Regions from separate parts of the Homo sapiens genome. Here region 2 is linked to region 1. Evidence: chromatin contacts called from ENCODE Hi-C or POLR2A ChIA-PET data. All regions are on one chromosome and are shown on one strand. Each heading gives the region's core, a stretch centred on a gene start or an enhancer-like site at or near the end of the contact. The rest is flanking DNA. Distances are from core to core; before and after follow the strand shown. Region 1 overlaps ITGA9 (integrin subunit alpha 9). Region 2 overlaps ITGA9 (integrin subunit alpha 9).

The links. A loop is a pair of places that touch in the nucleus more often than their neighbours do. ChIA-PET counts read pairs that join two places held with the same protein, here RNA polymerase II (POLR2A).
Region 2: a map of cardiac septum shows a loop between it and region 1 (1.8-fold over the local background). The contact joins two enhancer-like sites. A Hi-C loop is called at or near these places in 1 of 168 maps with a recorded cell type or tissue (cardiac septum). POLR2A ChIA-PET finds 5 or more read pairs at or near these places in 2 of 52 experiments (A673 and WTC11).

What each region holds. Positions count from the first base shown.
Region 1 is chr3:37,734,814-37,741,067 of GRCh38, reverse strand. It overlaps ITGA9 (integrin subunit alpha 9), which reads right to left. Exons shown (of 28, transcript NM_002207.3): 20 at 4,085-4,164. Among named protein-coding and RNA genes, the nearest start is that of ITGA9-AS1, 120 kb to the left of the region's middle. Within about 2 kb of position 1,267, at least 4 of the 41 ENCODE cell types and tissues checked have a DNase peak (open chromatin) inside an H3K27ac peak, as active enhancers do.
Region 2 is chr3:37,576,701-37,582,730 of GRCh38, reverse strand. All of the region lies in intron 15 of ITGA9 (integrin subunit alpha 9), which reads right to left. Among named protein-coding and RNA genes, the nearest start is that of ITGA9, 130 kb to the right of the region's middle. Within about 2 kb of position 2,195, at least 4 of the 41 ENCODE cell types and tissues checked have a DNase peak (open chromatin) inside an H3K27ac peak, as active enhancers do.

The DNA.
Region 1 (6,254 bases), core at 18-2,517:
GTTAGGGTATTGCAGCCAGGAAGGAGTTGCTAGACTTCAGCAGCTATGTCTCACCTGAAAGGACCACCCATCATCCATGGACAGCCAAGCCCAGGAAAGAGGCCCTGACCAAACCTACCACTATAAACATCATGGAAGCTCTCGCTATAGACCCTGGCTATAGCAAGTCTATGGGGGTAGATCAGGCATCGATATTTTTGAAAGCTCCCCAGGTGATTCTAAAATACATCCACATAAGGCCTCCGGGTGAGAAAGCACAGAACGGGGATTCTTGTGAGATCATTCTGGAAAGGTGAACATGAGGGAATTGATGCTGTTAAGTGGCTACTATGTGCCAGGCACTATGCCGGGCATTTCTCAGCATGGCCTCACTGAGACCTCAGAGCAACCCCAGAGGGAGATGGAGCACCCACCTTTGACAGGTAAGGAGCAAGTCAGATAAATCAGGTAACTGCCCAAGGCCCCCCTGCAAACCAGAGCTGAGATTCCAACCAGCTCAGTCAGACTTCAAACTAGGGCTCTCTCAGCTGTGACTCCTGCTCCTGATGCCAGATTTGGGAGCGAGAAGGAAGAGGAGCAAAAGAAGAAGGGAGGAGAAGGAACAGGAGGAAGAGAGAGAAGACCTAGTTTCCCTTTATTACTTTATTAAATTTCTAATAGGAATTGTGATCATTATTCCTTGGGAAAATGCGTGGCTCTTGGGTACATGTTCTTGAACCTACATTCACAGTTGGTTCCCAAGTTCACCCTGCATGGGCGGAAGAAAAGAGTCCCCTAGACCTGCTGAGGCTGGCTCAGCTCATCCTGACTGTTCCCCACCACGCCGTTCCCTGAACATCTGCTGAGTCCCTGTCTGCTCTGTGCCCTCTCTCTGCCCCCTCCAAGCCCTGCCCCACTGCCTTCCTCTCTCAACCAGCAAGTGCTGAATGGCAACAGCACTTAAATAGCTCTCACATCCCCTCTCCTTCTCCCTCCTATTGTTCTGAAACAATGGTGCTGTGTGACGCTGACCCCATAGGGCCACAGTCTCTGCCCTGGCTCCTCATCTGTCTTCCTACATGGGGTGACATCAGTCCCTCAGGGGCATCCACAGTTTGCAAAAGCAGCAGGATCAGGTGCCCACACAGCCTGACTTCCTTGTCCTTCCTTTCCCAAGGGGTGACAAAAGCCTTGGGATCACTGCTGTGGGCAGGCCAAAGGCGACTCCCCTGTGGATGGGTTAACACCATCCTGGCCCACTCCCGCCCCCACCCCAGCATCCTGCCAGGTCTTGCCCTGCCGTTTGTTTGGCCGGCTCAGGCCCAACCGTCTCATCTGTCATCGTGTGACTGCTCCAGAATGAGCTAAGTTGAAGAGTTGAGATAAAGACGTCAAACATCAAAAGGCTTCCCGTCATTCCAAAAGCTAATGAGCTGGGATACTTTCCAGTGGTCTGCAAAAGCCAGGCTGGTGGCTGCTGAGAGGAGAGGTTCAAGAAACTGCTCAGTCTCAATGTTATGTCCCCCTAAATCTACAAGTAGGCAAAGAGACCTTCAAAGGGTGGTGATGGAAGAAAGGAACAATTGAGATTTTAACTGTAGTTTTCAAGATAAGGAGCTTTAAGGATCTTTCCGTCATAGCAGGGAGTCAAGCGCTGTGTGTGGGTGCCCTCCGGGGCAGTCAGACCATATCTTCACCAATGCCTGAAAAGAAATGAGCATCTGAAATATTCTGGTGTGTGCTTAGAAGATAATATGGTCATCTTAACATTTGTGATTTAAGAAACTAGAAATTTTTATATTATTGAAGCTACAGATCCTAGGGCTTCCTGAAGCTATGCAGCACTGTTAATGTACATAGGGGGTGTTCTTGAATTTAGTAGGTTACTGTCATTTTCTCATGTGCCCAGCATTTAGCACTGCAACTGGTAAATATAAGGTGCACAATAAATATTTACTGAGTGAAAATGTGCCCAGCACAGAGTAAGGGATTATAAATAGTGGTTCTTAGCCTTGGCTGCTCATTAGAATCATTTGGTGAGCCCTTCTGAAAACTCCATTGCCCAGGTCTCACCCCAGGCAGAGGCAGGGTCAGGGTCTCTGGGGATAGATCAGGCATCGATATTTTTGAAAGCTCCCCAGGCGATTCTAATATGCATCCAAAACCAGAGCACTGCTGCTGTGTGGACATGTTATTCTAACAAATGAACCTTTCACAATTGCAATACTGGTTCCCTGCCCTCTCTGACTGTTATGATTAGCCCTGAATTAGGTGGAGGCAGGAAGTGTCTTCTATTTTGACAAGGGAAATCTCTTCCATGTCACATTCCTTCCCAGGCATACAGGCTGCCTCAGGTGTGGAAGGACCAAGAGAGCACATTGATGGGTCTGCCCAACAATGGCGAGTGTTCTGTGGATCCAAGAAATGGCAAGAGAATGAGAATTTTCAGGTTTGAATGGGCATCTGCCGCCCCTTATCAAATTCATCAACCTCATGCTCTGGGGCCAAGCTGTTGCACTGTGCCACTCCCCTTTTCAAAAACTTTCAGTGGCTCCTCAGTGCCATCAGGATATAGTTCAGATTTTCTAGGTGACCTTTGTCCCCCATGGTTTAGCGCCCAGGCTCCTCTTTCAGCCCCATTCCCACTGTGCTTGTGTGCTCCCCATCCTTCTTCTGAGAAGGTGCACGAATCCCCAGTACACTCTCGTGCCCACCACCTACACAGGTGTAACAGGGCTTCTTGCCCCATGGACAGCCTCACTGCCGTGCCCATGTTGCTTCAGCCTGAAAACAGACTCCTCTGTTTAAATGCTACCTCCCCACTGAAGCCCTTCTGGATTTTGTGCAATGGGAATGAAGTCTACCCTATCTATGCTTTGCATAGGCTTCTATTAGATCACAGTCATGTTTTATGTGATGTAAATTATGTGATCTTGAAAATAGTGTCAATAGAAAATAACCAAGTCTTGTGGACCAGTAAAAAGAAGCGGCTAAAAAGACATTATTGGGATAACTGGCATAATCAGAACATAAACTGCGGATTAGCTAATAGCATAGTGTCAATGTTCAATTTCCTGAATGTGATAACTATACTACAGTTTATTAAGAGAACAGCCTCATTCTTGGGAATGCACACTGAAGTATTTATGAATCAAGAGGCATGATTTCTGCAACTTTCACATGGTTAACAAAAAAAATTATATAGAAAGAGGATGATAAAATAGATGAGGCAAAATGTTAACACTGGGTGAATCTGGGTAAAGGGTATATAGGAGTTCCTTGCACTATTCTTGTAAGACTTCTGTTAAGTTTAAGATCATTTCCAAGTGAAAATGAAAAGGTTGCCTTGGGTGTCCAACCACCACCCCAATCAAAGCTTGTGTCTCCCTGTTCACCCACCTGAACGCCCCTCCCTCCACTGGAGCTGCCAGCCAAGTGCTACCTAGATGCTGCTTCAAGGCATGCTGGATCTGCCCTGGAGAAGGCATCTTGTAACTCCCCAGAAGCCCCCACAGGCACTCATGGCTATCCTGGAGAGGGGCGGGCACATGCTACTGAGGGGAGAAGCTGCCACCCCACGATCCCCTTTCCTATCCATCCACTTGGCTTCCAAATTAAGCCCTCTCTTGAGTAGCATCTCTTGGGGCCTCTGCCAACAGGCTCAGCCAGGCCCTCAGGCTGCAGGTGACCTGCCCACTCCATCAAGGGATACAGCACCATGTCCAAAAGCAGCAGTGGGCCCAGCCAGACAATTTGCAGAGGACATCTGTCTGATCTGGGAAATACACAGCCAAGTGGGAACTGACCTTGGACTAGAGCCTCACCCCCCTGGGCCTGTCTCTCCTCAGCTGTAGAATCATCACCTCTGAGTGGCTGATGCCCAGTTCCTCTCAGTTCAATCTGCAGTGGCGGCTATGCAAGCAGCACTAGGCAACCACCATCCCCAAGAAATCCAATTCCACTTTGCGGCTCAAGGCTTTATCACTGAGTAACCATTTCTTCCTCCTCAGCATCCTGGGATTCATCAAAGCTTAACCAGGACACATCCTTTCCTGGTCCCATAAATCTCTCATCTTTGAAAAAAGTGTTTAAACCCCCCCCTTACCTCTGAGCAGTAACAATGAAGCTGAGAACTTCCTCTTCCCCAGACAGGTGGCTTGTATCAAAGATCACGCTGAATTCATACTAGTGAAAAAGGAAGTGGTATTTGGCATCAGCAGGCATTCCAAACTTAAACTGTTCTCTTCCATCTTCTGCAGTTTATGACCTCTGGAAGCTCATTTGCATGATAAGCTTTAGTTTTATGTATAGCTTTCTGACTGTCAGGCCAAAGTCACAGCTTTAACAGTAAAACCAAGCCTGACACATACTCTGGCCAGAGACCTGCTGCTCCTGTTCCGCCACCGAGGCTCTCCTTAGGAAGTGATGCGTTTACACTCTTTAACCGGGACTTTCTAAGTTTCACTCACATACCATCTTTTCAATTTCTGCCACATCTGCAAATTACATCACCTGGGATATTTGTTCATATTTTTGTTGCCTTACTCTTTTAGTTTAAAGATTGTTTTAAAAGAACAATTTATATCACTGTCATAGATGGGAATCCAGGATCACTTGCCAAAAAGAGAAGGTAGTTGTAAAAATGAACACAATGAAAACAGAGCAATGCTGAACTCTGTTGCCTTTGGAAGCCTCTGAGCCTAAGGTCTACTCCATCTTTGTTGAAAAGGGAGATTTGCTGGTGATAGAGAAGTGTTAAAGATGTGCTAGCAGGATTGGAGACGTTCTCCTGAGTGTGGCTAGGATTGGAAGACTATTGAAAAGTCTTATGCGCTGAATGTTTGTGTCCCCCCGCCACTCCTCAAATTAATATGTGGAAGGCCTAACCCCCCTATGTGATGGTATGTGGAGATGGGGTCTTTGGAAGGTACTTAGGTTTAGATGAGGGTGAGGCCTTCATGATGGAATTAGTGCACTCAGAAGAAGAGAAGACAAAGAGATCTCTCTCTCTCCATGCACACACACCAAGGGAAAGCCAGATGGGCACACATAGAGAAGGTTCTGTTTATGAACCAGGAAGAGAACTCTCGCCAGGAACTGAATCTGCCGGGACCATGACCTTGAACTTCTCAGCCTTAAGAACTGTGAGAAATACATGTCTGTTGTTTAAACCACCCAGCCCAGGGTAATTTGTTATAGATGACTGAACTGACTAAGGTGAAAAGGGTCACTGTTAGGGTCAATGTTGTTCAGTGCTGCGTCCACGTATCACCCACGATAATTTCATGAACCATCTAAAATTATCTAGTGTACCACTTAGTGGTGAACATCCTGTGAGTAGGGGGCACTGCCCTAAGTAAATGGTGTTCACCATATACATGTCAGGCATGTGTGAGAATGTGGGAGGAACCCTTGGGTAGGGGTCACAGGACCAGGTTCCACCACAAACTGACTGTGATCTTGGCTAAGATACTGTCTTTGCATTTCAATAAAAAAAGGAGGTTGGACAAAACGGTTCTTAAATTTCATCAAATTTTGAGAGCCTATAACTTATACAATGTCTAAACCTTTGGGTTCCATTATGGTGAATTCTAGGCAATGGTCTAATATTTGCAACACTGAATTCTACTGAATGTTTCCTGAAAGCAACGGACATTGGTCCATTACAATGGACCATCATCTACAGTGAACATGGACATCTCTTTCTAGACAGAAATTTCTGTTGCTGTGGGACTGGTCAGCTTACTGTGGGGTGGGGGGCAGGCATGGAGACAGGGCGGGAAGAGGACAAGAAGGAAGAGAGAGGCAGGGTCTTGACTGGTGTAGAGTCAGCACTGGGAGGAGATCTGAATTAAATTAAAAACATTAAAGAGCACAGTGAGATGACAGGCAAAAGAATTGGGTGAGAAGCCAAAATCAGGGATGGAGGCCTGGAAGAACAGAATGTCAGAAACTGGGCAGGCTGTGAGAGAGAGAAATACATGGCCATCCAAGGTAAGCCAAAGTATAGCCATGAGGCTTAGCATGTGGCCTGGAGCCTGAGGACCCTCAGGGTTGGAAGGACATGGGAGTGCACGCTGGGCTGCGGATACGGGGAGCCCCGTCTCTGCTGGGTGACTTGTTGGGCTTTCTCCAGGGAATCACCCTCTGCTCCCATGCCCCCCAATCCCCAGGTTTAGTCAGTCTTGCTTCAGGTCCCAGCATCTGTATGTGGGAGGAAAGTGGTAGCATTACCAGCTGGGAAAACAACCAACATTCCAATGTTCATACTTCTG
Region 2 (6,030 bases), core at 946-3,445, 160 kb after region 1:
TCACACTGTTATTTCTCCAACTACAGGTTTATTCCTTCAACTTAATGGGATTGTACAGAACCCACTAAGACCAGATAGTTAGTCTACCCCCACCACTCCATGGACTAACAGTCATCAAATGTGCCATCAATAAGTAACATCACCACTACCATCCAAAATCCTGCCACCTAGGCAGTCACTACTTACTCTACTGAGAAAAACAAACTCTCCTTCCTTTTCTTAAGAGGAAATTTGGAATGGGGTTGGAGGTAGGAAGAGTAAGAGCAGAAAACAAGAAATACCATATACATTTAGCCATCTTCCTCCCCTTAAAAGTCAATCCCTATTTGGAAATGTTTGCTGCCCCTTCTTAAACAAGACAAATGACCTCAGGGCCAGAGAAATAAAATCCCCTGCCCATCTTGACTCAACAGGTTCTCTGACAAGCTAAACACAGCTGCACTTCAACTGCTATTTTTAGATTCTATAAATTCTGGCCTCCTTTTTCTCTTGAAATATGCTTTAGAGACTTGCCAAACACTTTTATCTAGGCTCTAACTCCATGACAATAATTTCATGAGTATGAAATCACCACTATGGTGTTTGTTTGCTGCTATTGTCATTATTAGGAATATACTCATAAAACACGTGGAGGGTTTCTTTCTCCTTGGAGGGGAGGCTGCCTGCCTCTAATTGCTGTCGTAGTCTGAATTATGGACAGGAAGGGGAGATTTTGCCACCAAACTGATTTCCTTTTTAAAAAGTGGAAGAAAAAGAACCAGAACAGGGGCTGCTTACCTCCAGGACAGTGTTTCTCAAAGTGGTTTAAGACCCAGATTTCCAGGTGAACACCTCCTACCAGATGTATCCAATTGAATTTTGTGGAAGTGGGGTCCTGGCCCCACCTGTAATAGTCATGCCACTACAGCACCCAGCTTTGAGAATGCTGCTCAGTTCCAAAGCCCATCCCAAGTCCCACTCTGAGTTCGCTTTCACTTTGTTCTGACAATTAAAGCAGACGGCTGCAGGGAGGGCACCGAAGTCATCTACGGTGTTAACAAGGTGGATATCAGGGGTCCTGATGCTTTTGAGACATTGTCTTGCTTTCCAGATCTTGCTCAAAACTGACCAACTTGATTCTGGAAGCTGCCATCTAAACAGGGCAGATAATTGGAACACAATCTCTTCAAAGCAAGAAATAGAACCGGGTCTGTCCCACTGCATTCAGCATCCAACATGGCCTAAGAACACGCATTCTCTCTTTCCTCCAGATAGTCATGAATCCAGCCAGCCAGCCAACATCTTGTGGGTGTCATCCCCATGCACAGTCCTGGGCTACACTGTCAAACAGTCCTCACCAATCACGCGCTCAAGACCCAACCTAAGATCCATGTTTGAGTGTTCTCTTTCCCTCCCTTTTTCACATCTAAGACTTCAGCTACTCCTAGTGTCTTTACCTCCAAAAGTTCTCAAGAATCACTGCTTCCGTCTGTTCCCTCTGTGACCACACTAGTCCAGCCGTCTTGTCCACTGTTCTTGCCTCCTAGCTGGGCTATCTGCTTCCACTCCAGCTCCTGTCCTCCATTCACTCCACAGGCCCACAGTGATTTTTTGAAAATATCTACAATATCAGGTCACTTCCCTGCTTCCCAGAGCACTGTAAATAAAATCCAAACTTCTTAGTTTAGCCTATGTAGCCCAGCACACTCTGCTCTTCATCCCTCTCGCTGGGTTTTCCTTCACACATTATTTTGTTCAATCTTCCTAACAACGCTTTGAAGCAGGAATTAACCTCAAGTTCCAGGTGAGATTCTAGAGAGTCAGAGAAGTAAAGCAACTCGTCCAGAGTCACAGAGCCAGTAATGGTAGAGTCAGAATTCATACCCGTGTCTTTTGGACACCAAAGTCCAAGTTCTTTCTACTCAACCTCTTAGCTCATGTTAATCAAATTCAAAAACAGAAATACAGCAGGAAGCCCCTAGGATTCCTTATTACTGTACGTATTTCCAAAGGTCAGACCTGAGTTGATTTAGAATGGCCATACAGGAGCACATCCAGGATAAAAAAGAGAAAAGGTAAGAAAGAAGAAAAGGAGGGAAGAGGAGAAGAGAAAATGAGGAAGAATAATGGATGCTCTGGCGAACATTTAAAAAAGAATTACAAAACACAGCTCAAACTTCCATCTGCTGTGGGCCAAAGCCCTGTTAAGCTTCCAATGCTAGAGGGTGGGGCCAACAGTGATTTTTCCCCTTTCCCTAGAAGTTGCAGTCCCTGGTTACATCACCTCTCCCAAGACTTAGCGGACAAAGTGAATCAGCCAGTCACATAGTAAGGCTCACCAAAGACACTTTCCGACTGAGAAGTCTGGCTGTCAGAGTTTCCTTCCCTTCCAGAGCAAAAGGGAAAGCCCCGCCTTCCAGCCATCCACTGATTTTTCTTGTGGTGGAACATAAATTTATGTAACTAGATTTTCAGAAGGATTCCCTGTCCTTTTACAAACATGAAGTACTGACACAAGTTTTCTCAGACATCTCCCATCTTTCCACAGTCAGTTCAAACTTGAAAAAAAGAGTGAAAAGTGGCATTTTTCATAAAGATTTCTCCCCAACAATCTACTGATACTGACTAGTGGTGAAACCCTTCTGTCTTGTTTTCCTAATATCTGGAATCAGGTAGTACTTGGTATGTACTTCATATGTACCATACTGCTAATTTTCATGCCTAGAATTACTTTTCCAACATTATTGATAACTATTAGATTCTTTATCATTAAAAACACATTAAATGGATAATTATGTAAAAGCTCTCTGGGAAGAAGTTAACCTTTTAAAAATGCTTAACAAGAAATCATTTATAACTGCATATCCATGGTGAGGGATATGGGAGGCAAGGGCTGAATCTGAATCAATTGAACAAAGATGGGCTATAACTCCAACATGTGGGCCCCTGGCTTGATACAAAGAGGAGAGGATAAGCTCCTGGCTTCCAAATGGCCTAGGATCTGATAGGAGGGTTAGATATTATAAACAGAATATTTGGCAGAATATATTAAGGTTCACACATGAGGTTCTTCATATATTCTAGACCATGGCAGAGACTATATGCCTAACCAATATCCATTCTCTACTTTTCCCTTTTAACCAAACTCAACTTTATTCCAATCTACAATATGCCTACCTAAAAGACATTTTCTAGTCTCCCCTGGAGAAGAGGTGGTCAAGAAGATACAAGCAGAAACCATAATGTGAGGCTTCCAGGAAAACTCCATAAATAAAGACAAATTAGCTGGGAGATAATTTTCTTTTGTAATCTTCTCTCTTCCTTCTTTTTCCTATCTGGAATTTGGATGTGATGGCTGGAGCTCCAACAGCCACATTGGGCCATAAGGTAACTTTGAAACTGGAAGCCATGTTCTGAGGATGGTGGAACAGAAAGAGGAAAGGATCCTTGATCCTTGAAGTCCATGGAGCCACCATACCAATGCTGAATTACTTCGGTGTGAGAATAAACCTCTACTGCATAAACTTATTTGGGTTTTCTGCTGCATGCAATTTGACTTGGCTTGAAAGAGTGGTGGCACCATGTGACCATTAGGAGAGGAGTCAAGAGAAGGAGGGGCTCATGAGACGGCTTCCCTGGGACTATGCACACTGCTGGGGAGGCCATTTCCTGGATACCAGAGGACAAGTTCTCAAAACTTCTCTTGGGAAGGATGATATACTAAATCATGATGGAGGGGACAAGCCTCCTATCCTTAACATTATTTAACTTCCACTAATCAATTACGAACCATCTCATTTGGCTTCTTCCTCTTCTCCCTCTCTGCTTGCTCCCCTTTCTCAGCCCTAGGTGACTGGCACATGACTATACATGGCTAAACCTTACAAGGAATAGGAAGCAAACATCTTAGGACTTACCTTCTTTCTTCCCTCCCATCATGATGAAGTTTTCCCTGTAGCCCTCTTGGGGACCTGGATACAGAAATAGCTCAGACACAGGAGCCTGCTGAGATTATGACTTATGGGAGGCAGATTTCTCTCATCATTATTTTGTTTAAGGCCAAAAGGATTCCAAACAAAATTCCTGAGCCCATCTAAATCCAAATCAGAGTGGTGGTCCAGGGCCAATGGGAGAATGGTCTCTCTTGCCCAGTTAGTAGATGTAAGCAAGCAAGACTGTTGAAGCCGAGGGACCACTGTGGCATGGCCAAGCCATGGGGAGAAAAAGATGGGTGAAAGGAAGGAACTCCCTAAGGGAATGGCAAGTCAAGACTGAAGATGGACAGCTGCTGTCTTCCTTGAAAATTCATCCAAAAGCTGACTGGCCTTTACGTTTCCCACCAAAAAGCAGTGGGTCATTCCATATCCCTCTAGGAATGAAGACCCTTCTGAAGGAGGCAAGCTTCTCCACCCCTTACCCCACACTGGCCTATAAGGCACATAAATCCTTATGAAATGAGCTCATCCAAAACTTCCCAGCAACGAACTAAAATTTAGCAACATCATGCAGTACATTTAAAACTTCCAAAATCAAACCTTTCTTTCCAACAGAAACACAAGTTTTCAAAGAGCAAATGGAACCACAGTAGAGTGTCTTCCCCTCATTGAACATTTCTTGTACCTCTCAACTGCAGCCTCCCACCCCCCAAAACAATTCTTTCTAGAACTAAAAATATCAAACTTTATTAAGTATCAGTTCCTCACTAAAAACCATGTTTGGGCTTGAGATTAAATAGCAAGAATTCTTTAAAACTACATTATTTTTTAAAAAGCAAATAATGACCAAGGGAAAAAGAATCCCAGATTTTTCCAATACAACATAAAGATGACAGCATGAGATAATACTGAAGCCCTCCAGGAAGAAAGACCAGCACACGAATCATAAAGGGCTCTATTTCTACTCCAAGTGACGCTCATGACTAAATAAAAATGTGTTTCTGTTTCCACAAATCTACTTAAATTTCACATGTTCTGCGCACTTAGCCATCATCACACGGGAAGAAGTCACAGAGTTTCACAGTAGATGTGGAAATGGAAGGTTTTATTAATTGCTCCTCTTGTACCACAACCTAATTAAAAACAGAACAAAAACAGTTCAGAAGTTTCTAATGCATGTAAGGGGGTTGAAGGAAGGCTGGTTATTCCAAAATTAAAGAAGCCACCAGAAAGAACTTAATCTTTCCAGCCATCATCTATGCCACTTTTTTATGCCTTTTAAGGGTATGTTAGAAATGCACCAGAAGATGGCTGGGAAAACCCATTTGGATGATACACCAGAAGCAGCAATAGCTGGTTCCACTGTTAGTGTTTGGGCTTGGAGATCCATTTGATGTCAGCTATGAAGGTGCCAACACCACTCTCAGCTCAGATGAGGCCAACAGCATCATTTGGGTTTTATGATTGTATTCACTCAATGCCCAGCCAGGATTCCTTTTATACTCAAGAAAACTCAAACAATTAACTGAGGCTCAAGGCATTCCCACCCAAGAAAGAAACTGGAAGTGGGGCAGAAAGGCTGAAGGGCTTGGCCATATGTAACTAGCAAACATGGGAATCCCCATTCATCCCACAGGGTGGTGTCATGTCTGTACCACAGGAAGGAAATGACTTCTGTGGATGTGGCCCTCATCTTTCTGTCTTCCCTGCCCCACTGACCACCTGTGCCACATCAGAGGAACAGAGCCCAAGGACTGGACGACCCCAAGGATGGGTCCTGAGGGGAAAGGATCAGCCTGTGTCAGACTGGACCACATGGTGTCCTAGCCACACATGACTGTGAATGAGCAAGGTGACTTGATTCTACCATTTCTGTTTCACTCTATTTTCATTTTTTAAAACAAGAATTGTGGTTGGAGGTGGAGTGTGGTGGCTCATGCCTGTAATCCCAGCACTTTGGGAGGCCGAGGTAGGTGGATCACTTGAGTTCGACACCAGCCTGAGCAACATGGCGAAACCCCTGCCTCTGCAAAAAATGCAAAAAATTAGGCAGGCATGGTGGTGGTGCGCCTGTAGTCCCAGGTACTCGGGAGGCTGAGGGAGGATGGCTTGAGCC